Linked DNA regions of Homo sapiens: region 1 is linked to region 2. The links are chromatin loops, found by intact Hi-C in ENCODE. Cell type or tissue: heart right ventricle. All regions are shown on one strand. Links, peaks and the distances in the headings refer to the core of each region. The heading gives the core; the rest is flanking DNA.

Region 1 (15,473 bases), core at 4,999-12,998, 260 kb after region 2:
GGAGTTGGAGGCTGCAGTGAGCTATGGTCACGCCACTGCACTCCAGCATGAATGACAGAGAAAGACTCATCTCAAAATGAATAAAGAATAAAATAAAATGAGAAAAATGGGCTGGCTCAGCTTCCTGGTGGGCTGGGATGCAGAGTCCCCATGGCAATGACAAAGAACAGTTGAGCAGCAGGAGTGGGAGAGGCTGAGGCCCAGTCTGGCCTGTCCTTTGGGCCCAAGACCCCATCCTCATGCCTCTTGGGGTCCAGGGAACAGCTGCCCCTCCCTCTATTTCTGTTCAGCAGTAACCACTGGTCTGGGAGGCAGAAGAGCCTGGAATGACCAGGCCAAGATGAGAAAAGCAATGGTATCTGAAATGGGGGCTACCATTAGAATCTATTTAGAATCACGTCCTGCATGGGGACACGTCCTGCTGCAACTCATCCTCCATGTGACAGCTGCAGTGCTGTCCATCTCTTCAGGGATGAACTAGAGTTGGGGAGAGGTAGAAAGACAAGCAAGAGTCTGAGAAGGGCTTTCTTGACACTGGAGCTGGGATCTGACATTCTGGCCTTCTCCACAGCAGATGTGCAACTTCTGAGCCAGGCGTGGTGGCTCATGCCTGTAATCCCAGCACTTTCAGAAGCTAAGGTGGGCAGATCACCTGAGGTCTGGAGTTTGAGAACAGCCTGGCCAACAAGTTGAAACCATGTCTCTACTAAAAAAAATTACAAAAACTAGCCAGGTGTGGTGGCACGCACCTGTAATCCCAGCTACTTGGGAGGCTGGGTCGTTGTGGTCTCCTTAGCCTTGTCTTGCCAGGTTCATCCTGGAGACAGCCACAAAGGTAGGGAGTGAGGAGGCCTCCTTCTTTCTCTCTCCTCTCACTTTCCATTCTTACTGTAGGAATGATGATCTCTGTCATCATGCTGATGGCTGTAGCATCCCCAGAGGGACTCCACAGGCAGGGTAAACATGCTTGGTGCCCCTTGGTGCCCGAAAGAAGGAGCAAGAGTAGTCAACCAGGCCATGGAGACCAACGTGGTTGAAGGAGCAAGCAGCCGAGCACTGGATAGAGGGGATCTGTTGGCCAATGGCCGGGGTTCAAATCCCAGGGCCAGCTCTTACCAGCTGGGTGACCTCAGCAAGCCCATTAGCATCTTGAAGGCTCAGTTCATCCTGCAAAATGGGGATGATAATAGTATTTATCCCCTGGGGCTATTGTGAGAAATGAAGATGCTCTTTCACATGCAGCACTTAGCATAGTGCTTCAAACTGCAGGCACCCAGTGAATATCGGGTATATGGCCTGTATCAGGCAGGCAGGCATGGGAGCAAGTGGCCTTGCTGGGCTGGTAAAGCTCAAGCTGTTTCCTCCCTCCCTAAGTTGGGGTCCTCAAGGGTTCACATTCCCAGAGCTTTGTGTAGGTCAAACTTGAGTCCTGGCAGCCGAGTCGGGGACCCTCCCCTTCACAAACACTTCCAGGGAAGATGATTTCACAACTCCTCAGGGTGCGTTCTAGTCCACACAGCCCCCACCCTCCACGTGTGTTCCTGGGGTTGCACCCAAGTCCCGATGTCACAGTTGAGCCCTTTTCTATCTTCAGAGTAAAAGGGAGGTGAGCCCAGCATGGTCCATCACCCCCAGACTTTCTCCTCAACTTGTATGGGGTCCTGGTGCCTTCTCGAAATCTGATGAGTGCCTTAGACTCTCTTCCCAGAAAAAAAAAGTTTTCCCAAATACATTGTTCACTCATCAAATGTTGCAAGATTCCTTATCTTTTAGGAGGGGTCCCTATTATAAGTTGGTGGTTATGCTGGTGGCCTCTGGAGTTGAATTTCCTGGGTCCCCCAAATCTGCTTCTACTATTTTCTGGCTACAAGAACATAAACAAATCACAAACATCTTTAAACCTTGGTTTTCTGGCTGAGTGGCATGGCTCATGCCTGTAATTCCAGCGCTTTGGGAGGTTGAGGTGGGTGGATCACTTGAGGCCATGTGTCCGAGACCAGCCTGGCCAACACAGCAAAACCCTATCTCTACTAAAAATACAAGAAATTAGCCGGGCGTGGTGGTGCGTGCCTGTAGTCCCAGCTACTCAGGAGGCTGAGGCATGAGAATCGCTTGAACCCTGGAGGCGGAGGTTGCAGGGAGCCGAGATCGCACCATGGCACTCCAGCCTGGGGGACAGGGCGAGAATGTAGGTGGCACGATGCATGCATTTTCCTGCTGAACGTGTCAACAAGCAGAGCCGACTCGTGTGTTAGCAACACAGCCTGCCCAGGGAGAAGCTTGAATTGGAAACTTCATTTATACCTTGATGGGTCCAGCTTGATGACCTAGAGCTGGGATTTATTTGGCTTGTAGGCAACTTTAACCAAGGAGTAAGGGGCAAAGCAAAGACATTCTTCCCCAGCTGCAGGGACAGGCCTTGATAGACTGACATTCATTAATGTCCTTGTGTTTTCATAAGGTTAGGAGTTGGCTCTGGAAATGAGTGTTCCGTGGAGAAATGGAGGTTGTTCACAGGAAAGCCTTTCCCTTGAAGAGGGGCAAAGGTTGCTTCTTCTCAAGGGGCAGGTGGAATTTAGGTTTTAACTTTCTTTGCAAGATCCACCCCAACATTCAGATTTCAAGTCAAGCCGGGTATCCCAGTAGGAAATAACTAGGGCTTCCTCCCAAGAATTGGGGTTTGTAAGTCCTGAGGGCATGAGTCATAGGTTACCAGCCTCCTCTTGCCTGCAGGCTCTAGAACAGCACTGGACATAGAGAAGATGCTCAGTAATAGCTCTGCCTCACCCTGTCTTTCCCAGGCACTTCACAGCCTCTTGAGCTGCCAGCAGTAGGCTCTGTTAACAGGGACTGTTTCACATTGGCTCTGATGAGGGGTGATGCCCAGAGTGGGGTTCCCCAGATGCCGGGACGTGGACTCCTCTCAGATTATTTGATGATCGAGGGGCAGTTGCCCCAGAAACAAATAATTTCCTTAGATAACTGTCTTAGAAGTGATTACTCTTGGGAACAGAAGGAGGATACTGGTAACGGAAGAGACTTCTTTTCTCTCTGCAGATGCTTGAGAGAACTCTGGATTCTGAGATGTGTAATCAACTACCCCATTGAAAGTTTTAGCATTAAAAGTCTCGCATCCCAGGAAACCCCTGAGACCCAGGCAAAGCAAGACCATTGGGCTACCCTATGAGGGGTTGCCTGGGTGGTTCCAGTGTAGGGACCCAGTTGCCCACGTTGAGGCCGAAGGAGCAGGGGACTAGATAATAGGGTTGGCTGCTATTGGCTGGGAGGGGTTGGTGGCAACAACTCAGGGGCGATCACGACAGTGGCCAAAGGCAAGCCATTTCTGGGGCTCTGATTTTGAAAAGCCCTGACATCTGCCAACAAGCCCTGTCAGGACTAATCTCTCGGCCCCAAGCAGAGAGAATCCTTTCTGGAAGCCAGAAAGGGGCCTCAGGGGTGGTGGCTAGAGAGGCTGACCATGCTGACCTGAGCAACACCTCAGGGTCACAGGCAGCGGAGGCTGCTTCGTGGCTGGAGAAATGGCAGATGTGTCTGACACTCAGGTGAGGCCCCCAGAATGTCCCAGACACTGCTGGGGCGTTCGCTTGCATGGGGTGCTAAACACAGCCTGGTCCTGATGGGAGTTGGTGTCTCTGGAATTGGGCACAGAGGTTAAAGCAGAATATTAAACCAATTTTCAAAAATTTGGAGAAATAGATTTTTTTAGTGAAGAAAAAATTTACTCCACTTACTAAGAAGAGTCCTCAAGGGAGAAGAACATTGTCTCCAAGTCACCAACTTCCTCAAAAGGAAAATTCAGGAAAGGCTCTTCCCTCCAAGCCTTGGTGTAATGGGAAGCTCATAATTTACATATTATCACAGACATACCAAAGAAACGGAACACCATGACTGATATAAGACTTAGCGGCAACCAAGGAGAGATTATCTGGGCATCTCTGAGTCTCCAATTTGGGAAAAATTCCCTCTAAGCCTTTTAGTGTCCTATTATGCAAGTTGGAGTCGACTTGTCACAAATCATAGGTGTATAAAAGAATAGTGTCTGGCACACCTCACAGCTATATGAGGGCACCTGGCGGCTCATTCTGGCTGCTGAGAGAAAGGCTGGCAGAGGTGCCGAGGGGGCCGTGGGGTGGCTCTCCCCACCTCTGATGACAGGGTTCCCATGGTTTTTGTCCTGGCTTTGTGGGGACCTGATTTTGCCAGGTGTGCCCTTGCAGGGCAGAGACTAGCTGTGCTTTGTCCACTTGTTGTGGGCTCTGCAGTGCCCATGCCCGGGCCTGGCATGAATAGATGTCCCATGAATGCTTCTAGAATCTTACTGAATGATTCCCGCAGACCCGTGCAGTGAAACACTTAAGTGACAGGCATCCACACTTCTGTTGGTAACAGCTCTCTTCCCGGCCACCTTAGAGTGAGGCCTGTGGAAGAAGACATGTGTCACTCTGGGTCCTGGGCCCTTCATCCAGACGGTTCCATGGATCCCAGGGCTGTCTCTATCTATCCAGAGCCCCAAAGCCACCTGCAGGCAAGCATGCCTATTTCTTCCTCTCTTGGGTTCCTTCCATCCGCTCATCCTGGTGGAGCACCTCATTGGCCAGTCGGTGTCCTTGGTGCTGGGGATACAGCAAGTCCACGAGACAGGCAAGGACCCTGCTTAGAAAACTGCCTCTTGAGGTGCACAAAGAAAGAGGTTGGTCTTTGCTTCTCAGAGGCAGAAGGTGAGGGGACTCAATTGCAAGTTACACAGAGAAGTGAACATTCACTTCCAAGATCTTCTGCTGTCCATTCCCACTTCCGTTGGTCCAGTATTCCACATTTGATTTGGGTGTCCTTTCTTCCCCCATACAGCTCAGGGACTTCTCACCCTCTCCCAGCTTCAGGGACAGGCCTTGATAGACTGACATTCATCAGCATGTCCCAGCCACCTGGCCACAGTGGTTGGCTAAGGGATGGGCACCAGACCCAATTGGGACCAATAAGACCCACAGGACTTTTGATGGGCACCTGGGAAGATGCTTTCTTATTTATTTATTTAGAAACAGAGTCTTACTCTGTTGCCCAGGCTGGAGTGCACTGGCATGATCTCGGCTCACTGCAACCTCTGCCTCCCAGGTCCAAGCAATTCTCCTGCCTCAGCCTCCCAAGCAGCTGGGATTATAGGTGCCTGCCACCAAGTCCAGCTAATTTGTGTATGTTTAGTAGAGATGGGGTTTTGCCATGTTGGTCAGGCTGGTCTCAAACTCCTGACCTTAAGTGATACACCGGCCTCAGCCTCTCAAAATGCTGGGATTATAGGTGTAAGCCACCACACCCAGCAAGGGAAGATGCTTTCTTGATAATTTGTAGAAGCCACCTGGAGAAGGAACTGCTGGCTCTTCCAGGCAGTCAGAGCGTGAACCAGGGTTTGGCACATCTTTGAACCCTTTGCTGTGTTGGGCATGGCTGGCCTGGAGATGAAGCCCATAGCCCAAGGCAGGCAGGTGGAAAGAATTCCAGAGCAGCAGCGACAGTGCCCCGCCTGAACCTCAGCTGGGGCTTCAAGACTGTTTGGTTCCATGGGACAGCCCATTCTCTTTAGTTTGTGCTAGTTTGGGTCTACTGTTCTGAAAGCTACAACTGAGAAGATGCTAGCTGATCTCACTAAAGAGGAATTTCCTTTCAGGTCACAGAGTCAGGACTGAGGCAGCCTGGGCTTGGGAGAAGGAGGACCAGGCAGTTGGTTGGTGACACTCATTCAGGAACCAATAGCTTTGTGCCCCAGGGACTGTGGGAAGGAGGACCTCAATGCAGACAGGGGAGCCGCAGGTCTGGTGCAGGGAGGGATGATCATGCCCAGGGCCCTCACTCCCAGCCTCGGCTGGAGGCTCCCTTCATAGAATTCCACCTGCCTGGTAAATGCAGAATGCAGTCCACTTAAAGAAATCAGAGCAGCTGCCACGTCAAAGCCGAAAAGATGTGTGGAGGTGGGTGGAGAGGAGGCGGGTAATTATGCAGGAAAAATAGTTTTCTTGATATTCTTCTGGAAATATGCGTGGAACAGAGGGAGCAGCAGGAGAGATGCCAGGCAAGGAGAAAATGTATGAATAGCAGAATGCATGGTGCCTCTCCAAAGGCAGACAGAGGCAGCGCTGCTTTGACCACAGCATCCTTTTGTGGGGAGCATCTGGGACTCCATGAGACACTTCCGCAGGGACTCTTCAATGTAGGACTTTATTCATGGGTCCATTACAGAATTTGCTGGGAATGATTGAGCCTTTCTTCCCCCTGTAATCCCAGCACTTTGGGAGGCTGAGGTGGGAGGATTGCTTGAGGCCAGGAGTTCAAGACCAGCCTAGGCAACAAAGTAAGATCTCGTCTCTACGAAAAAAAAAATTTTTTTTTAATTAGTCCGAAAAAAAAATGGGAGAGGCGTGAGGGATAAAAGACTACACATTGGGTACAGTGTAGACTGCTTGGGTGATGGGTGCATCAAAATCTCAGAAATCACCGCTAAAGAACATATCCTTGTAACCAAACACTACCTGTTCCCCCAAAACCTATTGAAATTTTAAAAAATAATAACCAAGTGCGGTGGCATGCGTCTGTGGTCCCAGCTACTCGGGAGGCTGAGGTGGGAGGACTGCTTGAGCCCAGGAGTTCGAGGCTACCGTGAGCAATGATTGTACCACTGCACTCCAGCCTGTACCACAGAGCAGGACTCTTGAGAGAGAGAGAGAGAGCACGCTGGCATGGGATCTCCCCATGCCACTTCTATGCCCCGTTAGGAATCTGCCCACAGAACCCATGTACTCTGCATGCCCAAGTGGCAGAGAGGCACCCCAAACTCTGAGAAGCAGCTCTGAGGTTGTGAACATTGAATGTAGATAATTATCCAGCTGTGAAGAAGCTGAACATTTCTTCGGGCTGTTTCTGCGTAATTATAAATATTTGAGAATATTAAACTCCCAGGTTACACATTGAGGGTATTGTCTGAGTAGCAGTTGGCTGCAGAGCTGGAAATGCAAACATATTTTCATTCCTCCCTCCTGGTGTACTCAGGATATTTCATGGGATTCAAAAGAAAAAGTTACAGTCGAGAAAAAAAAGCACCGACAACCTGGAGGCAAAGTCAGTTGCTAATATTTCTAAATAGCTTTAAATCAAAGAAGAGGAATGTGACCACTTTAGTTAACTGTGCTGGGTTTGTGATGCGTTTTTCTCTATGGTTTAGGAAAGCAATTACCATGAAACAACCTACCTGTGCCTTCGTGTGATAAAATGTTCCCTCTAATAGGGCCAATATGCCCAGCAGTAGGTCTTTACAAGCACTCAATGTTTCTAGAAGCATTTTCACATGTGGGGCTCCTTGGTGTGCAGTGAGAGCCCATGACTCACTCCTTAAGGACCCGTCATAGTGCAGGGTTGTTGGTTTTGTTTTTTGTTTTTTGTTTTTGAGATGGAGTTTCGCTCTTGTCGACCAGGCTAGAGTGCAATGGCACGATCTTGGCTCACTGCAACCTCCACCTCCCAGGTTCCAGGTTCAAGTGATTCTCCAGCCTCAGCCTCCCGTGTAGCTGGGATTACAGGCGCCCAGAATGCCCGGCTAATTTTTGCATTTTTAGTAGAGATGGGGTTTTGCCGTGTTAGCCAGGCTGGTCTCCAACTCCTGACCTCAGGTGATCCGCCCACCTCGGCCTCCCAAAGTGCTGGGATTACAGGCATGATCCACTGTGCCACAGGGTTCTTAATAGGAGATGGGTTCTTCCAAGGAGAGGCTGGTGTCCAGGCTGTGAGTGGAGGCTCTGCTGCCCTGGTTCTGCCCGGAGGCCCATGTGATGAGCCCAGGGTCCTGTCCAGACTTCCACCCTCACACTCTTGGTCACCCCATCTTGTCCTCCCACCCACTGAAGTCTCCTGTCTTCTCACCCACTCCCCAAGTGCTGTCCTCCACGCCCTGGAAAGCAGGGGCCATCTGTTACAGACACATCCTCAGCCTTCCATCTCCTGCTTTGCAGCTGTCCCCTGCTGGCCACAGCTTCCCCACATCTCCTGGGAGTTGCTGTCCCTTCTCCAGACCCCCCAGTATCCCTGGAAACCACTGCTCCTGTGCCTTTGAACAATCCCACCCCCTTCACACCCCCCGTCCCCACCGCCCCAGTTTTTGAGGCTCCTGCTTGCTGTTCTCCCTTCCCAGCCCTTGCTCTGGGGCTTGGCTCACTTTTTCTCTCCCCAGTTTTTCCCAGGCTGGAGTGCAATGGGCGATCTTGGCTCACTGCAACCTCAGCCTCCCAGGCTCAAAACATCCTCCCGCCTCAGCTTCTCAAGTAGCTGGGCCCACAGGTGCACACCACTGCGCCCGGCTCATTTTTGCATTTTTTGTAGAGACAGAGTCTCACTATGTTGCCCAGGCTGGTTTTGAACTCCTGGGCTCAAGCCATCTGCCAGCCTTGGCCTCCCAAAGGGTTGGGATTACAGGCTGGAGCCACCACGCCCAGTCTGTTTTTTTTTTCTTCTTCTTCTTCTTCTTTTTTTTTTTTTTAGAGACAGAGTCTCACTCTGTGACTCAGGCTGGAGTACAGTGGCATGATCATGGCTCACTGCAGGCTTGAACTCCTGGCCTCCCACCTCGGCCCCCCAAAGCACTGGGATTACAGGCAGGCGCCCAGCCCTTTTCTCAGCTCAGGGACCTCCCTTCATCTTGGGTAACTGTGATGGGTAAGAACGACCTATGTCATCGTCCAGATCACAAACTTCCTTGGTCCCTCTCCGGGTGCTGCCAGGTCCAGCCCTGTACAGTCTTGGCCTTTAGGGTGGCACCTCTGCCATACCTAGCGCCCTGTGTCTCCCTCACCCTTGGCCACCACAGAGGCCACTGGTCTGCAGCCCCAGGGATTTCTTTGTCCCTTCATTTCTGGCTGCATTCTGTGGCCATCCCATTGCCTCCCTCTCAGGCCCCTGAATCCCATGGTCTCCATCCGTCGCCCATGATGCTGCCGTCTAAGGCCTCTGCCTGATGGGGAGCTGTTGCTTGGTGACCCCACCAACCGATCCCAGTGGGAACCCCCGCCCCACAGCCTCTGGCTCCTCAACTCCCACCCCTAGCCTCCATCTCCAGTTTCTAGGTCACAGTGAGACGCCAGTGTAGGCCAGTAAATGTGCAAAACCAGAACTTCATTTCCCACCCCAAATGCTGTCCCTCTCCCCCAGATGCCGGCAGCTGGCAGGGGGCGTCCTCCGAGAGCCTCCGGAGAACAGCCCGCTTGGCTCTGCAAGTTTGCTGTGGGCGGTGAAAGTATCCGCTGACAAACCATCCAACGTCGGTTTGGAAGCCCAAGGTCCCATAAAAAGTGGGACGAAAAAAGACCCGTTGCGAAGGCTGCGCTACGCGTCCAGCCGCCCGCGCTCCAGCTCACTGTCCTTGGGTAAGGGAGAGGGAGGAGGCTCGTGGACCAAGAGGACGCACTCGGATCTGGAGTTCTCCGGCCCGGACACCCACGGGCCACCGCGTCGAGGCAGCGCGAGCCCCGGGCGCCCCCTGCAGGTTGTACGGGCCTCAGCTGCGCAGCGCAGACGGAGGAGGGCGCTGGCGGTTAAGAACTCCTACTTGTCAACCGGAAAAACATCCCCCATAAAAAAACGGTCAAAGGGCCGGGACAGAAGCATTTGAAATGAAACACAAGGGCCGGGCGCGGTGGCTCACGCTTGTAATCCCAGCACTATGGGAAGCTGAGGTGGGCAGATCACAAGGTCAGGAGTTTGAGACCAGCCTGGCCAACATGGTGAAACCCCGTCTCTACTAAAAATACACAAATTAGCTGGATGTGGTGGCGGGCGCCTGTAATCCCAGCTACTCAGGAGGCTGAGGCAGGAGAATCACTTGAACCCAGGAGGCGGAGGTTGAGGTTGCAGTGAGCTAAGATCAGGCCATTGCACTCCAGCCTGGGTGACAATAGCAAAACTCTGTCTCAAGAAAAAATAAAAATAAAAATAAAAATAAAAGAAAGAAAAGAAAAGAAAAAGAAGAGAAAAGAAACACAAATGTCCAATAAACCATCAAGCTGATATTGACATGGGCAGAATCTGTTGCAAGCCGTGGCACAGGACAGACAGATCCTTTAATCTCACAAACAATGACACTAGGGAGAGGCAGATTGTTCCCATTCTACAGATGCGTAAACTGAGGCACTGAGAGGCTAAGTGACTAGGTCACGGCCACACAGTAAGTAGCAGGGCCAGAAACTCACCCAACAGCCTGGCACCAAGGCCTATGGCCTTATTCACTACATGAGACCAATTCTTAACATAATGAAAAATATACACTGGCTAAAACCAAAGTGTAAATGGAAACAAATTCATTCAATAAACCAAGGGAATCCCAGATGAGGGATCCTGCACCTATCGATGGGCCAAGCCAGGGCCTGGGTGTGTTTCCATCTGTGCTCCCTTCCAAGGTCCAAGGTCATGCTGTCTTACCAGACCTTGGAGGTACTTGGAGTTCAAAGCAAGCTTCGCTTCTGTGAGCCCCCTTGTCTGTTGGCCTGGGGTAGGAGGGCCAGGCTGTGGCATCCTTTCCTCCAGAGACAGAAGCATAGAGGTGAGGTTAGTGGGAGGTGGCCGCAGGGAGGTGAGCCCCATTCTTCCCCAGAGACTGCCATCCTCCTCCTTGCTTTGGTCAAAGGGCCATTTCCTGCCCCGTGGTCTGGCCTCATGATATCCCTTGTAGATTACACAACTCACTCTCCAAAAGCCGCTGTGTTTTATATGGTGGTGAACTGCTCTGTGGTTCCTGCTGAAAATCTTCTGTTGATTCCTGGGGTCAGCTGGGCTCCTTTGAGTCCTGCTTAGGCCACCTTAAGAAGGGCTGCAGGCTGGGAGCAGTGGCTCACACCTGTAATCCCAGCACTTTGGGAGGCCGAAGTGGGAGGATCACTTGAGACCAGGAGCTTGAGATCAGCCTGGCCAACTTGGCAAAACTTCATCTCTACTACAAATACAGACATTAGCCAGGCCTGGTCATGCGCGGCTGAAGTCCCAGCTACTCACCTGGCAGGCAGGAGAATCGCTTGAGCCTGGGAGGCAGAGGTTGCAGTGAGTGGAGATGGTGCCACTGCACTCCAGCCTGGGTGACAGAGTGAAACCCTATTTCAGAAAAAAATAAAATAAATTTTAAAATAAGCAAATAAAAATCAGATGAGCATGGTGGTACTTGCCTGTGGTCCCAGCTACTTGGGAGGCTGAGGTGGGAGGATCCCTTGAACCCAGGAAGTTGAGGCTGCAGCGAGCTTTGCTAGTGCCACTGCACTCCAGCCTGAGTGACAGAGCAAGACCCTGTCTCAAAAAAAAGTAAAGAAATAAAATTTTTTTTAAAAAGAAGAAGGGCTGAGCTTGCTTTCAAGATGAGTGCAACAAACTGGTCCAGACAGAGCCTGGACCAGAGTAAGGCCCACTCTAGGGGCCAGCTGGTTACTCCAGCGCTCTCCCAGAGTCACGTGGTCTCTCTCTGACCTCTTTCTCTCCCCCTTTCAATGCCTGCATCAGCTGCTAACCTCCTCATTGCTGGAGTTCCTCATTCATGTTCCTAAGCCAGCTCATCTGTCTTCCGCCAGGGCACATGATACATCTCTGGATTGGCCGCCTTGTGTCCTGGTTCCCTTGGGGTCTAATCAGCAAGGCCAAGAAGGGAGGGCACTGAGATGGCCGGCACAAGACTGTCCCTTCAGCGGGTACCGTGGGTGATGCACTGCACCATTAGATGGTCGGCTACAATCCTAGACTCTTCTTCCTGTTTATTCATGCTTGAGTTTCATTTGTTGACCTTTGTTATGGTTGCCTAGAGGTCTTTTAAGGGTACTTAAAAATGTCTTAGGTATCCACCCTGGTTCACTGTAGAGGCTGCTACCCAGAAACCTGGCAAGAGAGAATCATTCATAGTTAAACAAACAGGGAGTCATTTCTTCCTCCTTCTTTAGTCTCACCTTTCATTTAGAAAAAAGTAGGGAGACCATATTTAATAACCACCATCCATTAGATTAGATCAACAGGCTCCAAATAGTGCATTTCTTCTAGAAACAGTATCTCCTGGTCTCACAGGAGAGCATGTGGTCAGGAGGAAATTGAATAAAGCCTTTTAATCAGCCACAGTAGTATTTGAATCATTTAATTTAGAATCTGACAACCACAAATTACTTTATTTTTCTGGCCAATTTTAGCCAACCAGGAGAGCTAAGCCAGTCCAACTCATGCTTAATAAATCACCATCTTGCCTTATGGTGGCTAGTTTGGGGAAGAGGTTTTTCTGAGGCTTTTCAGAAATAATCAACAACAGGCCGGGCGTCTGTAATCCCAGCACCTTGGGAGGCTGAGGCGGGTGGATCACCTGAGGTCAGGAGTTCGAGACAAGCCTGGCCCTCAAGGTGGAACCATGTCTCTACTAAAAGCACAAAAATTAGTCAGGCGTGGTGGTGCACACCTGTAATCTCAGCTACGAGGGAGGCTGAGGCTGGAGAATCTCTTGAACCCAGGAGGCAGAGCTTGTGGTGAGCTGAGATTGCACCACTGCACTTCAGCCTGGAAGACAGAGCAAGACTCTGTCTCACAAAAAACAAACAAACAAACAAACAAACAAACAAGTAATCAAAAACAATCTCCCACTCCATGTGTGTCTGACATGAATTCTTTGACACATTTCTTTCCCATCTCTCTGTGGCTATAGAGTGAACCCTTGGAGTGGAGAGAGGTGGGACATGTGGCAAGGAGCTGTCATCTCTGCCGCTTGTGCTTTTTATTCCTGGCTCCAAGTTCTCATGGACACGAAAACAAGTCAATCAAATTAGACACCAGACATACACTGTCTCATGGCAGCTCACCCATTGCTGCCTCAGACTTCTCAACACCTGCTGAAACTCGTTCACTGGAAAAAATGAAAGAGGAGCTTCAAAAAATAACACCCATTGGACACCCCAGATGTGGCCTCTACTGGAGTCACATTAAATCACCTGTGAAGTCTTGTTAAAGGGCAAAATGCAAGACTCTTCCTTCAGAAGTAGTCCAATGTCAGCTGGGCTCGGTGGCTCATGCCTGTAATCCTAGCACTTTGGGAGGCTGAGGCAGGTGGATCAGTTGAGGTCAGGAGTTTGAGACCAGCCTAGCCAACATGGCGAAACCCCATCTCTACTAAAAATACAAAAGTTAGCCAGGCATGATGGCGCATGTCCATAATCCCAGCTACTTGGGAGGCTGAGGCAGGAGAATCAATTGAACCCGGGAGGTGGAGGTTGCAGTGAGCCGAGATTGCGCCACTGCACTCCTGTCTGGGTGACAAAGCAAGACTCTGCCTCAAAAAAAAAAAAAAAAAAAAAAAGGAAAAGAAAAAAAGAAATAGGCCAATGTCAGCTGCATCTAAGCCTCTGGCAGATGTTTCTTCTGACCTCCAGGTACATGTGGCTGGGCTCCGAAAAACCCGTGAGACTTCAGTCCATCCCTACTGCAAATGACAGCCATGTGTCTGCACTAGGTGGGTGCTCGCAGGCCGGCCTGCCCATTTTCATCCATCTATTCCAAGGGAACGAAATGGCAGAAAGGAGGCTGGGGATACAAGCCAGGACCTATGGTCTTCTTGGGGGCCTGTTGCATTCTTGAAGATACAGTACCCATAAGTAAGTGGCATTAAGAAAGGAAGAATCCAGTTCATACAAGAAATTTTAAATTTTTCAAGAAATCTAGGTTTTTAGAATTTCTATCTTGCTTAGGGATGTGTTGATGTGAAACCAGAACCACCCACAGCCAAGTTTACAAAGGGAATGGTGTCCCTGCAGAGACCCAGAGGAATCTCTGGGAGGGAGCCAGAAGTAAGAGCCTTGCCAGGCCTCCTGGGAACTGTCTGGTTGCAGGTAGCACCCCCCTGGCACCGGGCCTGGAAGTGCTCACCTGTCTCCTGGCCCTGGGTACCCTCTTCCCTGCAGACAGATTCTTGGTTCTTGCTCCTTGCAAAACTCGAGCTCACTCAAACAAGGCTCTGGGTTTATCAGTTCTGGTCATGACACTTGACCCAGTGTTCGAGGGGGTCTTCAAGAGACAGAGTAGCTGGGTGTGGTGTATGCCTGTAGTCTCAGCTAACCTAGGAGGCCAAAGCAGGAGAATAACTTGAGCCCGAGAGTTCAAGGCCAGCCTGGGCAACATAGTGAGAAATCTTCTCAGAAAGAGAGAGTGAAGGCCGGGTGTGGTGGCACACACACACACCTGTAATCCCAGCACTTTGGGAGACCAAGGTGAGTAGATCACCTGAGGTCGGGAGTTTGAGACCAGCCTGGCCAACATGGCGAAACCCTGTCTCTACTAAAAGTACAAAGATTAGCCTGGCATAGTGGCGTGTGACTATACTCCCAGCTACTCAGGAGGCTGAGGCAGGAAAATCGCTTGAATCCGGGATGCGGAAGTTGCAGTGAGGTGAGATCGCGCCACTGCAACTTCAGCCTCTGGGTAACAGAGCGAGACCCCCCTCAAAAAAACAAAACAAAACAAACAAACAACAACAAAAACAAAAAAAACAAAAAACAAAAAACCACACACACACACACACACACAGAGAAAGACAGAGAGCCTCATGCACCCTTGTGGAAGTCCCGGTTGCCACGGTGCCACTGTCCTAGAGGCATCTATCAAAAGGCCCCACCCAGAACCTCCTCAGAGGGCATCTAAGCAACTGCCTATAATTAAGAATAGAGGTGTGACTGAGATCTGAGGGAGGGCTGCTGTCTTAGTCTGTTTTGGTTGCTATAACAAAATAACCACAAACTGGGCAGCTTATATGCAACAAAAATTGACTTCTCACAGTTCTGGAGGCTGGGAAGTCCACAATCATGGTATCAGCAGAGTCGGCGTCTAGTGAGGGTCTGCTTTCCAGTTCACAGATGGCGCCTTCTCCTTGTGTCCTCATGTGGTGGAAGGGGTGAGCTAGCTCTCTGGAACCTGTTTTATAAGGGCGCTAATCCCCAGCATGAGCACGCTCCAACCCTATGACCTAATTACCTCCCGAAGACTCCCACCTCCTAATACAATCACATTGGTGAATTGTGGAGGGACATAAACGTTCAGCCCATGGCAGCTGCTGACACCCGCTCCTAAAGCCCCTTGACACCACCTGTTGGCACCACCACTGCCTACATCCCCAAATGCCAGGCCTGACTTTTCCAATCAACCTTGGCTCTTGTCCCTTACTCCTTGGACCCCTTTCTTAATTTCTGGTCCTGAGACATAGAACACAAAGAACAAGAGCTCTTCTCTCTCAGGGTTGTTGTGAAAATTAAACGAAATAAGAGTTTAAGAGCATAAACTGGGAAATAATAAAGATAATAGATTGTTTGACCTAGATGCAATTGTAGATCATAGAAAATATCGATGAATGTAGACCGGAGATAGGATCTTGTTCTAGAAAGATGCATACGTTTTGAATTGACACAAGAATAAAGTACATT
Region 2 (15,473 bases), core at 2,544-10,543:
TGGACTAGACTATGTGGAGGCTCGGTGACCTCCCCTGCTCACCCCGCTCCTTGATCACAACCCTGGCAACTCTACAACGGCCACTGTATTTCCTTGCAGGGATGGGCAGGGATGAGACCTCTGTCTGGGGGGCCTTGGGTGCCTCATTGAGGCCGTCACTCCCATCCAGAGCTGGTGTGTCCGTGGCCAGCCAGGATTCCTGAAAGCAGAGGCATCTGAGGCATGAATTACACGTGGAGTCTAGTGCAGCATGATCTCCATGCTCTTTCTGCTGAGAGTACTTTAAATGGGGACGATGCAAATCACAGAAGGGTAGAGTTGGCAGGTAGGGTGGTGCCAGGCAGGCCCCACCAGGAGTTCCCAGCCAGGAAAAGCTCCAGGGGGATACTAGGCCCAGGTTCACCATGGGATTTGGGCAGACTTGGCCCTGCCTCCCCAAAGCTTGCAGGATAGGAATAACAGTGATCCCCAGAGAGGAAGTCTGTGTGGGGCAAGCACAGAGAATCCACCAACCCAGCCTGGATGGGTGGGTGTCAAGTAAGGCTTCCTGGAGTATATAGCTGGAGCTAAGGCCAGGAGAGAGTAATGGGTCGGGGAGAGACGTGAGCATCTCAGGCTGCCTGGGATCGAGTCACAGGAGGAGTGGACTGCACAGGACTTGTGACTGGTTGGGTCATCTGAACTTTATCTTGAGGGCCTCAGGGAGTCCTGGGTTGGCCTGCAGAGTTCTAAGTCTGAGGGGCGTGGCATTAGGAAGCATGTGGTCTGTGGCACACAAAATGGCACATAGCCATTTTGCCTGGATTGATGCTAACCGCACTCATCAATTCAGTCAGTCTGTTTATCCTTGGTCACAGCAGAAGAGCCTCAGACCCCACCCAGAATCACAGAGCAGCAGGAGTCCTAACATGCCCAGCTTCTCAGGGAGTGAGGCTGCTGGCCTTAGCCCTGGGAGACCTCACGGTGGGCAGTTGGATAAGCAGCTCCTGGGCACAGAGCAGGGATCTGACCTTGACTGTCAGAAGATCAGAATCCTCTAGGGGTGGATCCTGAAATGGTGGTGGAGGAAAGAGAGACCAGCGATGTGATACAGAAGACCCTGGGCAAGGGGAAGGGACCATAGGCAAGGCCATTTCCACCTCTTGCAGCCTCAGTCTCCCCATCTGTTAAGTGGAAATAGTAAGGCTGTCCCCTCCCAGTGTTACTTGAGGTGAAAGGCATGTGGATGGCTCTTTTCCTAGTTCCAGGCGCAGATGGGCTCAGGAAGTGGCCACTGCTATTTTTAGGGGCCACACAGCCTGACCAGGGTAAGGAGCATCTGAGCAAAGCAGATCTGGTGACTTCCTCTTTTACCATTTCCCCTTTGGTAGAGACAGTGACCAGGGTCTCTGCCCTGCCCTGCCCAGTCCACAGGCATGTCATCCAGAGGCTGTCATGACAGGGACTCCCTCCCTCTGCACCCATACCATGAAGGGAGGTGAAGGCATGTGCCGCCCCTGCCTCTCATGGCACCCTGAAGACACTGGGATGGTGCCCAGGGAGGGCACGCCCTGTTCAGGGTGGATTTACGGTCAGTTCCCAGTGAATGTCCAGGAGAGCCAAGTGCTGGTTTTTCACTCAATGATCATGGACCCTAAACGGGGATGTGTTTGGGAAGTGGCGAGAGCATGGCATGTGGGGGCAGGTGAGGCCCGAAAGGTCAATGGGAGTAACGAGACTGTGAAGGGCTTTGACGCAGTGGGGAGGGATTTGGGTGTCACCAGGGCCCCAGAGTTCTGAGTACACTGAATAGGATGGCTGGGATGGAGAGAAGTCACCCTAGGGCCTGGACTGTGGTGATAATGGTGCTGGTTCAGGGTGGCTGTTTCCAATACGGGCTCCCAGCCATGCTAGGGCCCTCCAGATGATCTGCTCTCTGGCACCTTACTGGACTCTGGCCTTTAGTAAGGCCTGGGCCCTTGGTAGGCTGGCGGGTGCCAATGTAAGCTTCTCTCAGCTGTGTTTCTGTTCATTTCCCTCCCACCAGCCTGTCCTGCATACTTTGTCTGGTTGAATTTTAGCTGAGTGGCCCAGGGCTCTGTTCTGTTTCCTTCTTCCTCTCTCAGGGCGAACAGGACCCTGTCTTCTATGTAGCCTGGGATAGCTATGGGTGGAAGACTTTTGGGTTCAAGCCTCCAGGGTATATATCTTTTTTTTTTTTTGAGACCGGGTCTTGCTCTGTCACCCAGGCTGGAGGGCAATGGCACGATTTTGGCTCACTGCAACCTCTGCCTCCCGGGTTCAAGCAATTCTCCTGTCTTAGGCTCCTGAGTAGCTGGGATTACAGGTGTGTGCCACCACACCAAGGTAATTTTTTGTATTTTTAGTAGAGATGGGCTTTCACCATATTGGCCAAGCTGGTCTTGAACTCCTGACCGCAAGTGATCCACTCACCTCGGCCTCCCAAAGTGCTGGGATTACAGGCATGAGCCCCTGCGCCCTGCCTCGAAGGTATATATCTAATGACAAGGGCCTTGGCCAAACTTTGGAGGTTCTGGAATGCAAAGGGGTCTCCAAGCCCCTCCTCCCAGGCAGAGCTCCCATCGGGGTCCATTAACCATAGAAACCATGTGTAGAGGTGTGTCTGTGTTTGCTGGGGGTGATTCAGACCAAGATCTCATTTAACAGATACGGAAACTGAGGCCTAGTGTGGGGAGTGACTTCACCCTGAACCCCCTTCCAATAATCTGAATGGCCCAGGAGGATGTTCCAGTGAAAATCCAGGAGACTTACTTTATCTGGAGTTGGAGACAATGTTAGGGCCCTTCCCCAAACATGTCAGGCCTCTCCCAAGCCCCCCACAGGCATCTCTGCACCACACAGCAGTAGCAGCTTTTCTGCACAAAGATGGTTCCCTGGCCTTTGGGTCAAGGTCCCTGCTCTCTGAATTTCCTGCCACCAGCACTGTGCTTTAATTTGAGATGTGGAACTGCACAGGTCTGCCATATTATCTGTGGCTCTTCAGGGGGTCTGCTGCAGACATCAAAGTTCTTGGGAGTCTTGAACCTGCCGGGCTGAGGGCTCACACATGTCCTGTGCCCCCTGCAGTCCCTGGTGATTTGGGTAACCAACTGGAAGCCAAGCTGGACAAGCCGACAGTGGTGCACTACCTCTGCTCCAAGAAGACCGAAAGCTACTTCACAATCTGGCTGAACCTGGAACTGCTGCTGCCTGTCATCATTGACTGCTGGATTGACAATATCAGGTGGGGGCTGGGGCACACAGAGGGGGGTGCTGCTCACCAACAGTGCCTGAGAGGCCTCCAGAGTCTGTTCCTTCTATCCTCATCTCGAGGTCACTGACCTCTCTCCTTCCCCAGGTCCTCGGTCTGGTCTGGTCTGGTCTGGTTGGCACCACCTCTGCACTCCCAGGCAGAACTAACTTTCCCTTCCTGCTGCCCTTGTTCCTCTACTCTCCAGTCCTGGCCTCTCATGCCTACACACAATTTTTTTTTTCTTTTATTTTGGGATGGAGTCTTGCTGTGTCACTCAGGCTGGCGCCATCTCAGCTCACTGCAACCTCCGTCTCCCAGGTTCAAGCGATTCTTGTGCCTCAGCCTCCCAAGTAGCTGGGATTACAGGTGCCCGCCACCATGCCTGGCTAATTTTTTGTATTTTTAGTGGAGATGGTGTTTCACCATGTTGGCCATGCTGGTCTTGAACTCCTGAGCTCAAGTGTTCTGCCCACCTTGGACTCCCAAAGTGCTGGGATTACAGGCATGAGCCACTACGCCTGCCTACACAAAATTTCTGTGTCCCAGCCCCTATTCAGAGCCTCGGCATGGCCCCCACCCCTTTCCTTGTCTGTGCCTCGGCCTCCCCTACCTCTCCAGCTGCTTATTCTTCTTGGGACATGCCATGTCTTTGTACCTGCTGTTCTTTTGGCCTGGAATCTATTTCTACACCCTTTGCCTGATAAATGGCTTCCATTCACTTTTTTTTTTTTTTTTTTTTTTGGAGACGGAGTTTTGCTCTTATTGCCCAGGCTGGAGTGCAATGGCGCGATCTCGGCTCACAACTCTTTTTTTTTTTTTTAACTTTTATTTTTTGAGACAGAGTCTTGCTCTGTCGCCCAGGCTGGGTGCAGTGGCGCTATCTCGGCTCACTGCAAGCTCCGCCTCCCGGGTTCACGCCATTCTTCTGCCTCAGCCTCCCAAGTAGCTGGGACCACAGGCGCCCGCCACAGTGCCCGGCTAATTTTTTGTATTTTTTAGTAGAGACAGGGTTTCACCGTGTTAACCAGGATGGTCTCCATCTACTGACCTTGTGATCCGCCTGCCTCAGCCTCCCAAAGTGCTGGGATTACAGGCGTGAGCCACCACACCCAGCCCCATTCACTCTTTAAAACATGACCCTAGGCCAGGCATGGTGGCTCTGCTATAATCCCATCACTTTGGGAGGCTGAGGCAGTCAGATCACCTGAGCTCAGGAGTTGAAGACCAGCCTGGGCAACTTGGTGAAACCCCATCTCTACCAAAAATACAAAAAAATTAGCTGGGCATGGTGGCATGCACCTGTAGTCCCAGCTACTTAGGGGGCTGAGGCAGGAGAATTGCTTGAGCCAGGGAAGCAGAGGTTGCAGTGAGCAGACCACTGTACCCAGCCTGGGTTGCAGAGCAAGACCCTGTCTCAAAACAACAAAAACCTGACCCTGGTCCCTTTGTGACATGTCCCTTTTGACTCCCCAGAGCGGTTTGCCTCTCCTCCCAGGCCCCATGCTTGCTTCCTCTAAACATCATCATGTGCCCGAATTTGTCTGCAGGCATGTTTGCCCAAATTGCACAGGCACTGTACATTTTATATACTTTCTTTCAGTTAGTCTTACAGCAACCCCGTTTTGAAATAGGTGCTGTTTTCTTTTTTTTTTTTTCACCAGTGTTACTTGCCAACAGGTGGTTTTTAAACCTGCTTTACAACTGCGAAATCTGGAGGCTCAATGAGGTTACAAAATTGACTGTGCTCACTCAGCTAATAAGTGGTAGAATCAGAATTCAAATCCAGAATGTGTGGCGTTGAGCTGAGGTTCCCTCCCAGGCTGAGTTCCGTGAAGGGAGGGAGTGTGTGTCTGTTTTATCCTTATAGCAGTAGAACCAGAAACACAGTTGGCGCCTGATAAATGTTTGAGCTGAATGGAGTCTCCCAAATTAAAAGTTTTTCCTGGTCGGGTGCGGTGGCTCATGCCTGTAATCCCAGCACTTTGGGAGGCTGAGGTGGACAGATCATGAGGTCAGGAGTTCGAGACTAGCCCGGCCAACACAGTGAAACCCTGTCTCTACTAAAAATGCAAAAATTAAGGCCGGGCATGGTGGCTCACGCCTGTAATCCCAGCTAGTCAGGAGTCTGAGGCAGGAGAAACGCTTGAACCTGGGTGGTGGAAGTTGCAGTGAGCTGAGATCGTGCCATTGTACTCCAGCCCAGGTGACAGTACAAGACTCCATCTCAAAAAAAAGAAAATACAAAAATACAAAAATGAGCCGGGCGTGGTGGCACACGCCCATGATCCCAGCTACTCGGGAGGCTGAGACAGGAGAATCACTTGAACCTGGGAGGCAGAGGTTGCAGTGAGCAGAGATGGGGGCACTGCACTCTAGCCTGGGTGACAGAGCGAGACTGTCTCAAAAAAAAAAAAAAAAAAAAGTTTTTCCCAGAGACCCGCTAGCTGCTCCTCCAGGTGCCCTGGCCTGCCGGCTGTTTGTGATGCCCATTTTGATGACTCCTTCCTCCTCTGTGTGTTGTGTGACTGGGGTTATTTCTGGGCTGTTGATGTGCATTTCTATTTTTATACTGGGGACACAGCCTCAGGTGCTGCCAGTTGGAGGTGCCAGCTGATACCAAGAGGGGCCTGTCTGCCTTCACTGCTTCTCTGACCCGTTTAGATTTTCACCCAGCGCAGAACTGCTTTGGCTTTCCAGAACAGTTTTCTGCATTTTGCTGTTTGATAATTTATTTTTAGTAGCAACAAGCTACTTTGCTATGTGGTCATTGGGATAATCTACAAATTGCCCTGGAGAGAATGGGCCTCCAGGACCTGTTATCTGGGTCAGTTGTGGGGATCCTGTCAGCTTCAGTGGCTGATATCTAAGTGGGCAAGTGGGACTCAGGACCACCAGAAACTCCAGGTTCCTGTGTTTTGGGGGCACATTTGCTTCTTCAGTGTGTGGCGAGGCCAGAGCAAGGTTCCCAGCCTCGCACAGAGGCACAAGGCTTTTCTCCTGGTATAAGGTGTCTCCCCTGGCCCATCACCCTGTTCCCATCATTTCTTCAGGCCTTGACAACCCTCTTCCCACAGGAGATGGTGCAGCAGCTGTGTACTGAGCCCTGAGGCGGGGTCTGTCCTGTCTGGTTCTGTTTGGCACTGCAGCTACAGAAACTATGAGATCACGTGTGTGGTGTTAGAAGCTGCTGAGTCTGTGGTAATTTATTACACAGTTCTAGAAAACTAATAGGCTGGGTGCAGTGGCTCACACCTATAATCCCAGCACTTTGGGAGGCTAAGGCAGGAGGATCGCTTGAGCCCAGGAGTTTGAGACCAGCATGAGCACATAGTGTGGCCCTGTCCCTACAAAATAAATAAACAAATAAATAAATAAATTAGCCAGACCTGGTGGTGCCTGCCTAGCTGTTCAGGAGGGTGAGGTAAGAGGATCACTTGAGCCCAGGAGGTTATGGCTACAGTGAGCTATGATCTCCTCACTGTGCTGCAGCCTGGGCAACAGAGTGAGACCCTGTCTCAAAAAAGAAGAAGAAAGAAAAGTAAGAAAGGGCTGTTAGGGATCTTAAGTCAGTAGCTGGTGGTCCATGTCCTATGTCATGGCGCTTAGGAATTTGCTGGGCAAGCCCTGAGCCTTGTGGCTGCAGTCTGACAGTTGATACAGCCCTGGGGTACTGGGAGGTCATAGGAGCATGGTTCATTCCCTTCCTCCATGGAGGATGTGTTTGGAGGTTGGCTGGCTGCTGTGTCCAATGCGCAGAGGAAGCGGGACCCAATTATACCTACCTGGGGCCACACAAGGCCTTCCTCCTGTCTCTCCCCACCAGCTCCCATCATTTCTCTGGGCCTTGCTCCTTCTCCTACCTGCCTACCCACCCATACAGCAGCCCTGAGGCATGGTGCCTTTCTAGGGTTTGTTTTTGTTTGTTTGTTTGTTTTTTTGAGACAGAGTTTCGCTCTTATTGCCCAGGCTGGAGTGCAGTGGCGCAATCTCGGCTCACTACACCTCTGCCTCCCAGGCTCAAGCACTTCTCCTGCCTCAGACTCCGGATAACTGGGATTACAGGTACACGTCACCATGCCTGGTTAATTTTTGTGTTTTTAGTAGAGATGGGGTTTCACCCTGTTGGCCAGGCTGGTCTCGAACTCCTAACCTCAAGTGATCCACGTGCCTCAGCCTTCCAAAGTGCTGAGATTATAGGCGTGAGCCCCTGTGCCTGGCCTAGTGTGTTTTGTTTTGTTTTTTTTTTTTTTTTGAGACAGGGTCTTACTTTGCTGCCCAGGCTGGTGTGCAGTGGCATGATCACGGCTCACTGCAGCCTCAATATCCCAGGTGCAAGTCATCCTCCTGCCTCAGCCTTCCAAGTAGCTGGGACCACAGGCCTGCACCACCATGCCTGGCTAATTTTTTATTTTTAGTAGCAACAAGGCCTCACTGTATTGCCCAGGCTGGCCTTGAACTCCTGGCCTCAAGCATTCCTCCCACCTTGGCCTTGCAAATTGTTGGAACTACAGGTGTCAGCCACTGCACCCGGCCCCTGTCTGGTTCTGTTGTGTACTGCACTCACCACCTCCTTCACCTGGGATACGTTGGGCTGGCAGGAGCTGGATGCAAGGAGATGGAGCGATGGAAAGCTGAAAGAGGGTAGACTGCCTCTTGGGGTCCAGTGTGAAGTTCACGGCAGAATCAGGACTGGTACTTCCTTCTCCCAACCAGGTCCAAGACCCTCATTCTAGAGTAGGGTCACGGGGGAGAGGGGAATGTTGCTTTGACAGGGGTCCTGGGGTCAGTATTTGGAGTAAGTATGCCTTGGTGGGGTCCTCATTTGGATGTAATTACTCTGATCTGTGCTTTTTATTTTTATTTATTTATTTATTTATTTATTTATTTATTTATTTATTTTTTTGAGACAGAGTCTTGCTCTGTCGCCCAGGCTGGAGTGCAGTGGTGTGATCTCAGCTCACTACAACCTCCGTGTCACAGGTTCAAGCGATTCTCCTGCCTCAGCCTCCTGAGTAGCTGGGATTACAGTCGCCTCCCACGACACCCGGCTGATTTTGTATCTTTAGTAGAGATGGGGTTTCGCCATGTTTGTCAGGCTGGTCTCAAACTCCTCACTCAGGTGACCTGCCAGCCTCAGCCTCCCAAAGTGCTGGGATTAACAGGCGTGAGCCACTGCACCTGGGCAATTTTTGTATTTTTAGTAGAGACAGGGTTTCACCATATTGGCCAGGCTGGTTTCAAACTCCTGACCTCAAGTGATCCTCCCACCTCAGCCTCCCTAAGTGCTGGGATTACAGGTGATCTGTGCTTTATCAACCTGCTTTGTTACTTTTCGGTCTCTCCTATCCATCTGACCAAACCTGGGCATGAGAAGGGAGTATGACTCAGGACATGATGCACTGTTGGGACACACCAAGCTCAGTGTCCCCTCCGGGTCACTGGCTCAATATCCTCTCACAACAGGCTGGTTTACAACAAAACATCCAGGGCCACCCAGTTTCCTGATGGTGTGGATGTACGTGTCCCTGGCTTTGGGAAGACCTTCTCACTGGAGTTCCTGGACCCCAGCAAAAGCAGCGTGGGTATGTAGCCCTTACTCAAGGCCTCCGGGAGCTGGGATGGGGTTTCTGCCGGACTGGAGCTGGAGCTGGAGGAACTCTGCTGGTTTGTAGGGACAGCCTGTGAGCTGTCTCTGATCAGCGTGGGCACAGAGCCCTGTAGCATTCTTCCAAGGACCTGCTAGCTGTCACAGTCTCCATGCTGGGCATAGTGTAGGTGGCCGGCACTAGCTGTATCTTTTCTTATCCTCTGTATTTCTGTCTACAGGTTCCTATTTCCACACCATGGTGGAGAGCCTTGTGGGCTGGGGCTACACACGGGGTGAGGATGTCCGAGGGGCTCCCTATGACTGGCGCCGAGCCCCAAGTAAGCAGGCACTCTCATTCCCTCCCTGACGTCTCGGGAGGTAGGGGTGAGGTGATCATGGGCACCACAGACCTTGGGCTCTCCCCTTGTCCTTGGCTGTCTCCTGTCCCTGGGCCTCTGGCATCCAGTCTAGTGGTCACAGCCACCACCTTTGGTCAGTCTTATCCTGTCCTCCATTTCCCACCCTGGGACCTCTGGGCCTGTGAGCCCTGGGGAGAAATATAAGGCTTCCTCCCTTCATGGAAGGCGGGGGGACCCAGACCGCTCTGTTTGAATGTGAGCACCCTCCCCTCCCCCTCTCGTCTTGTGTCTGGCCTGAGAAAAGCTCAGTGGTTCCGGCTCCAGGACCCTTCCCACCTGACCCCTGCCTGGCTCTGGCCTGCAGATGAAAACGGGCCCTACTTCCTGGCCCTCCGCGAGATGATCGAGGAGATGTACCAGCTGTATGGGGGCCCCGTGGTGCTGGTTGCCCACAGTATGGGCAACATGTACACGCTCTACTTTCTGCAGCGGCAGCCGCAGGCCTGGAAGGACAAGTATATCCGGGCCTTCGTGTCACTGGGTGCGCCCTGGGGGGGCGTGGCCAAGACCCTGCGCGTCCTGGCTTCAGGTAAGACCCTACCTGGCCCAGCGTGGGGGGCTGTTGCCAGGAATTCTGCCCTCTCTTCCCTTCCTAAGTGTCCTCCTGGGCCAGCATGCCTCGTGTCTGTCCCACGGTGTGTGGGGTCTATGCAAATCTACCCCTAAAAGTCCAAAGAAGAAAGAGGCTGACAAATCTAGTTTCTCAGAGAAAAGCATTTAATAGGGACATACGAATAGAAGCCACATCTGTGTCTCAGGTGGGGGCAAGACAAGATGGTGGATCCCCACACTATTAGCCCCCAGACCCAGAGCTTATATTCTGTAGGGAAAGGGCGACTCCGATGCGATGTGTTGAACATTGAAGGATGATAACACAGAGGCTGTTTTGATTTATGGTTAAGTACGTGCACAAGAAACAGTAGATAAAGTGGAAATCTCAGTGGCCTTCCTGGATCTGGGGTTAATCAGAAGCCAACATGGTGGATTAGTATCCAAAATGGAGTTGCTTTGGTCTCCACAATGACTATTCTCTTGGGTCAGCCCTGTTTTTTTTTTAATTTTTATTTTTTGAGACAGAGTCTGGTTCTGTCACCCAGACTGGAATGCAGTGGTGCAATCTTGTCTCACTGCAACCTCTGCCTCCCGGGTTCAAGCGATTCTGCCTCAGCCTCCTGAGTAGCTGGGATTACAGGTGCCCGCCACCATGCCTGGCTAAGTTTTGTGTTTTAGTAGAGATGAGGTTTCATCATGTTGGCCAGGCTGGTCTTGAACTCCTGACCTCAGATGTTCCACTCGCTTCGGCCTCCCAAAGTGCTGGGATTACAAGTGTGAGCCACTGTGCCTGGCCATCCCTCCCTCTTACCCCATCCTTACTTCTTCATCCCCACCTTCACCGCAGAGGAGGAAGGCTAGAGCATTTTTTTTTTTTTTTTGGAGGCAGGGTCTTTCTCACTCTGCCATCCAGGTTGGAGTGCAGTAGCGTGATTTTGGTTCATGCAACCTCCACCTTCCAGGTTCAAGTGATTCTCCTGCCTCAGCCTCCCGGGTAACTGGGACTACAGGCGCGTACCACCACACCCGGCTAATTTTTGTATTTTTAGTAGAGACTGGGTTTCACTATGTTGGCCGGGCTAGTCTCTAACTCCTGACCTCAAGTCAGGAGGATCTGCCTGCCTCAGCCTCCCAAAGTGCTGGGATTACAAGCATGAACCACCGCACCCGGCCAGATTTTTTTGTATTTTTAGTAGAGATGGGGTTTCACCATTTTGGTCAGGCTGGTCTTGAACTCCTGACCTCAAATGATCTGCCCACCTTGACCTCCCAAAGTTCTGGGATTACAAGGATGAGCCACTGCACCTGGCCTCTAGACTACAGTTTTTTATTTATGAGTTGCGCCTCCATCTGTGGGCAGCACGGAGCCTCTGTAGGCAACACAGGGAGGAAGCAGGTGCAGATCTGGCTGGGCCTGCTTGCCTGGCAATTGGGAAAGCCACCCCTTTTATGGCTCCTCCCCCGTCTTTTCATGACTGTTGCAGCTCACCAGCTGCAGCTGTAGAGTAGAGCTTCTTCCTCTAGAAGGGAGCTTTCCTCCCTCTGCTAGGACTTGGGGGAGGCTTATGGACCCTCACTTTGGGAGCTATGAGCCAGGGCTGTGCCAAGCATCTCATGAGCTCAAGTGCCTGCCACTGCTTGACCTGCTTGGTCTACTGGCATTGTGATTGGGTCAGGCCCAGTGACTCTGAGTTGGCTGGAAGACACTCAGATTTAGTGAGGACTCATTATAGCCACCACTTCGGTCTAGCCTGGGCCTGGAGGGACGGATGTGGGCATACCCTGAGTTTAGACAGGTAGCCCCGGCCCCTTTCAGAGTTTCTCTGTGAGTCCCCTTAGAGCTTTGTTTCAAAGGCTGGGAAGCTGTTCTGTCCTGCCTTGGCAGTCCAGGACTGGGTGTGTGGTGCGGGGAGGTGGAAGTCCGTGCACCCCTAGGGGCTTTCCTTGCCTCAGGGGTCCCCCAGCCAGGCCACAGCAGGCAGAGCTGAGGCCCTACAGTCAGTCTGAGAGGCCTCCCTGCTTTCAGATACAGGGTGGGGTGATGGGTGACCATGGATCCTGAACAGGCCAGAGGCCCCTGTTCCCAAGTTGCAGCTTTTACTTCCTGGAGGCCTCCCTGACTGCCGGGTGTTTGTGTTGTTCACATTCCTGTGTATAGGGACTCCGCCTCCATCTGCAGCCTCCCCTCGTGCCCTGTCTCCAGCACGCCTGGCTGCCCAGGTCAGCGCACATGCAAGTGGGTGGAATGAGGCCACGGCTGGCTGAACGCTGGTCTGAGCTTAGGAAAAGAAAAACTGGTACACAGTTCAGTGTCATAAAAGGGAAAGCAGAACATGTCATCTCCGAGTTGCCAACCTGCTGACTCACTTTAGACTAGGTCAGTGCCCACAGGCCTGATCAGCACTTGGAGGATGGTAGAGTTTACAGGCAAGGAAGCATCATAAATCACCCTGTGGGTATGTGCCGCCTTACTCCCTGGTGAGGAAAGCAAAAAAAACAAAACATAGCTTGGATGTGTGGTTCCCAGATGTAGCAAAAATAAAGAGAAACAATAAAAGCCAAGGCAAGCAAACTGGGCAACATAGCAAGACCCCATCTGTATAAAAAGTGGAAACATTTTTAGCCCAGGCGTGGTGGGACGTGCTTGTAGTTCCAGCTATGCAGGAGGCTGACATAGGAGGATCACTTGAACCCAGGAGGTGGAGGTTGTAGTGAGCCAAGACTGTACCACTGCACTCCAGCCTGGGTGACAGAATGAGACCCTACTTCAAAAAAAAAAAAAAGGAAAAATTTGCCAGGCATGAGGCATGGTGGCGCATACCTGTAGTCCCAGCTACTCCAAAGGCTGAGGCGGGAGGATTGGTTGAGCCTGAGAGGTTGAGGCTGCTGTGAGCCGTGATCATGCCATTATACTCCAGCCTGGGCAACAGAGTGAGACCCTGTCTCAAAAAGAAAAAAAAAGAGCCAAGGCAGGGATGGGAGTCACAGTGATTACAATGATGATAACCGGGTAGAGATGCGGGACTGTGGACTGGGCCCCTGGCTGGGGTCTGGCAGGGGCCTGGTGGTGAACATGCTGCCCAACCAGCTGGCATTCCTAAGCACAGACTGACCAGAGCCTTCTCCCTGCAGGAGACAACAACCGGATCCCAGTCATCGGGCCCCTGAAGATCCGGGAGCAGCAGCGGTCAGCTGTCTCCACCAGCTGGCTGCTGCCCTACAACTACACATGGTCACCTGAGAAGGTGTTCGTGCAGACACCCACAATCAACTACACACTGCGGGACTACCGCAAGTTCTTCCAGGACATCGGCTTTGAAGATGGCTGGCTCATGCGGCAGGACACAGAAGGGCTGGTGGAAGCCACGATGCCACCTGGCGTGCAGCTGCACTGCCTCTATGGTACTGGCGTCCCCACACCAGACTCCTTCTACTATGAGAGCTTCCCTGACCGTGACCCTAAAATCTGCTTTGGTGACGGCGATGGTACTGTGAACTTGAAGAGTGCCCTGCAGTGCCAGGCCTGGCAGAGCCGCCAGGAGCACCAAGTGTTGCTGCAGGAGCTGCCAGGCAGCGAGCACATCGAGATGCTGGCCAACGCCACCACCCTGGCCTATCTGAAACGTGTGCTCCTTGGGCCCTGACTCCTGTGCCACAGGACTCCTGTGGCTCGGCCGTGGACCTGCTGTTGGCCTCTGGGGCTGTCATGGCCCACGCGTTTTGCAAAGTTTGTGACTCACCATTCAAGGCCCCGAGTCTTGGACTGTGAAGCATCTGCCATGGGGAAGTGCTGTTTGTTATCCTTTCTCTGTGGCAGTGAAGAAGGAAGAAATGAGAGTCTAGACTCAAGGGACACTGGATGGCAAGAATGCTGCTGATGGTGGAACTGCTGTGACCTTAGGACTGGCTCCACAGGGTGGACTGGCTGGGCCCTGGTCCCAGTCCCTGCCTGGGGCCATGTGTCCCCCCTATTCCTGTGGGCTTTTCATACTTGCCTACTGGGCCCTGGCCCCGCAGCCTTCCTATGAGGGATGTTACTGGGCTGTGGTCCTGTACCCAGAGGTCCCAGGGATCGGCTCCTGGCCCCTCGGGTGACCCTTCCCACACACCAGCCACAGATAGGCCTGCCACTGGTCATGGGTAGCTAGAGCTGCTGGCTTCCCTGTGGCTTAGCTGGTGGCCAGCCTGACTGGCTTCCTGGGCGAGCCTAGTAGCTCCTGCAGGCAGGGGCAGTTTGTTGCGTTCTTCGTGGTTCCCAGGCCCTGGGACATCTCACTCCACTCCTACCTCCCTTACCACCAGGAGCATTCAAGCTCTGGATTGGGCAGCAGATGTGCCCCCAGTCCCGCAGGCTGTGTTCCAGGGGCCCTGATTTCCTCGGATGTGCTATTGGCCCCAGGACTGAAGCTGCCTCCCTTCACCCTGGGACTGTGGTTCCAAGGATGAGAGCAGGGGTTGGAGCCATGGCCTTCTGGGAACCTATGGAGAAAGGGAATCCAAGGAAGCAGCCAAGGCTGCTCGCAGCTTCCCTGAGCTGCACCTCTTGCTAACCCCACCATCACACTGCCACCCTGCCCTAGGGTCTCACTAGTACCAAGTGGGTCAGCACAGGGCTGAGGATGGGGCTCCTATCCACCCTGGCCAGCACCCAGCTTAGTGCTGGGACTAGCCCAGAAACTTGAATGGGACCCTGAGAGAGCCAGGGGTCCCCTGAGGCCCCCCTAGGGGCTTTCTGTCTGCCCCAGGGTGCTCCATGGATCTCCCTGTGGCAGCAGGCATGGAGAGTCAGGGCTGCCTTCATGGCAGTAGGCTCTAAGTGGGTGACTGGCCACAGGCCGAGAAAAGGGTACAGCCTCTAGGTGGGGTTCCCAAAGACGCCTTCACGCTGGACTGAGCTGCTCTCCCACAGGGTTTCTGTGCAGCTGGATTTTCTCTGTTGCATACATGCCTGGCATCTGTCTCCCCTTGTTCCTGAGTGGCCCCACATGGGGCTCTGAGCAGGCTGTATCTGGATTCTGGCAATAAAAGTACTCTGGATGCTGTAAGGTGCCCTGGCCTACATTCTGCTCTGAGCATGAGGGGAGGGAGGTGGTGGAGGTACAAGGTGGCTACAGAGGCAGGAAATTAGGGGCTGGGCCTTTACAGGAGCCTTGACAGGTTGTCTCAGCATCAAAGCATGGTTCCTGTGCCCTTCTGTGGACCTCATCCTCCTGTCCTCTCTCCTGGAATCCAGTTCCCTTCCTGGGACTAAGAACCAGAACCTGAAACATTCCTGTGGAAATGGGGTCCTGTCCTCCCCCTGCTCCTGCCTGGTCAGCAGGCCCCACATGCCACCCAGGAGCTGGGAGCAAGGACAGTCCTGCAGGTCACCCTGGCTACACCCTCCTTCCCAGCCTCTGTCCTCCCTCAGCTTGCAAGTGTCAGCATCCTTTGAACCTAGAGTTCTTTTTAGGATGCCACCCTTCTTTGCATCTTCAGCTCATCAGCCTGCCATCTGTACCCCTGGGGAGGTACAGATGAGAGAGATCAAGGGAGGAAAAGAGACTACTAGGCTGAGACTGGTATGGACAAAGACAGAAACAGAGACAGAGCCAAGGAAACATGGATAGGGGATAGGGTCCCAGCCTGAATTTTGTAGTCCAGAGCCCAGCCGGTACCCAGT

Evidence for each region. Hi-C counts contacts between places; a loop is a spot of excess contacts. Peaks named below come from ENCODE experiments on the same cell type or tissue, not always from the same donor. Only the 100,000 strongest peaks of a DNase experiment are listed, where the experiment ranks them.
Region 1: it touches region 2 in a loop (4-fold over the local background); 19 of 110 quality-filtered maps call a loop at or near these places.

The regions. Positions count from the first base shown.
Region 1 is chr16:68,500,812-68,516,284 of GRCh38, forward strand. It overlaps LOC105371321 (a long non-coding RNA gene), which reads right to left and starts at 15,206. Exons shown (of 4, transcript XR_933693.3): 1 at 14,831-15,206; 2 at 13,927-14,116; 3 at 11,547-11,907; 4 at 11,298-11,328. RefSeq lists an enhancer at 7,214-7,714. In heart right ventricle, for the core only: a CTCF peak has its summit at 9,548 (motif pointing left); a DNase peak (open chromatin) is centred at 9,530; H3K4me3 peaks cover 721 bases; H3K27me3 peaks cover 2,779 bases.
Region 2 is chr16:68,246,203-68,261,675 of GRCh38, forward strand. PLA2G15 (phospholipase A2 group XV) reads left to right here. Exons shown (of 6, transcript NM_012320.4): 2 at 3,088-3,244; 3 at 8,717-8,835; 4 at 9,080-9,178; 5 at 9,564-9,788; 6 at 12,944-14,856. The coding sequence ends at 13,455. Among named protein-coding and RNA genes, the nearest start is that of PLA2G15, 8.6 kb to the left of the region's middle. RefSeq lists an enhancer at 1-137. In heart right ventricle, for the core only: no CTCF peak of the experiment used is centred there; a DNase peak (open chromatin) is centred at 5,843; H3K27ac peaks cover 8,000 bases.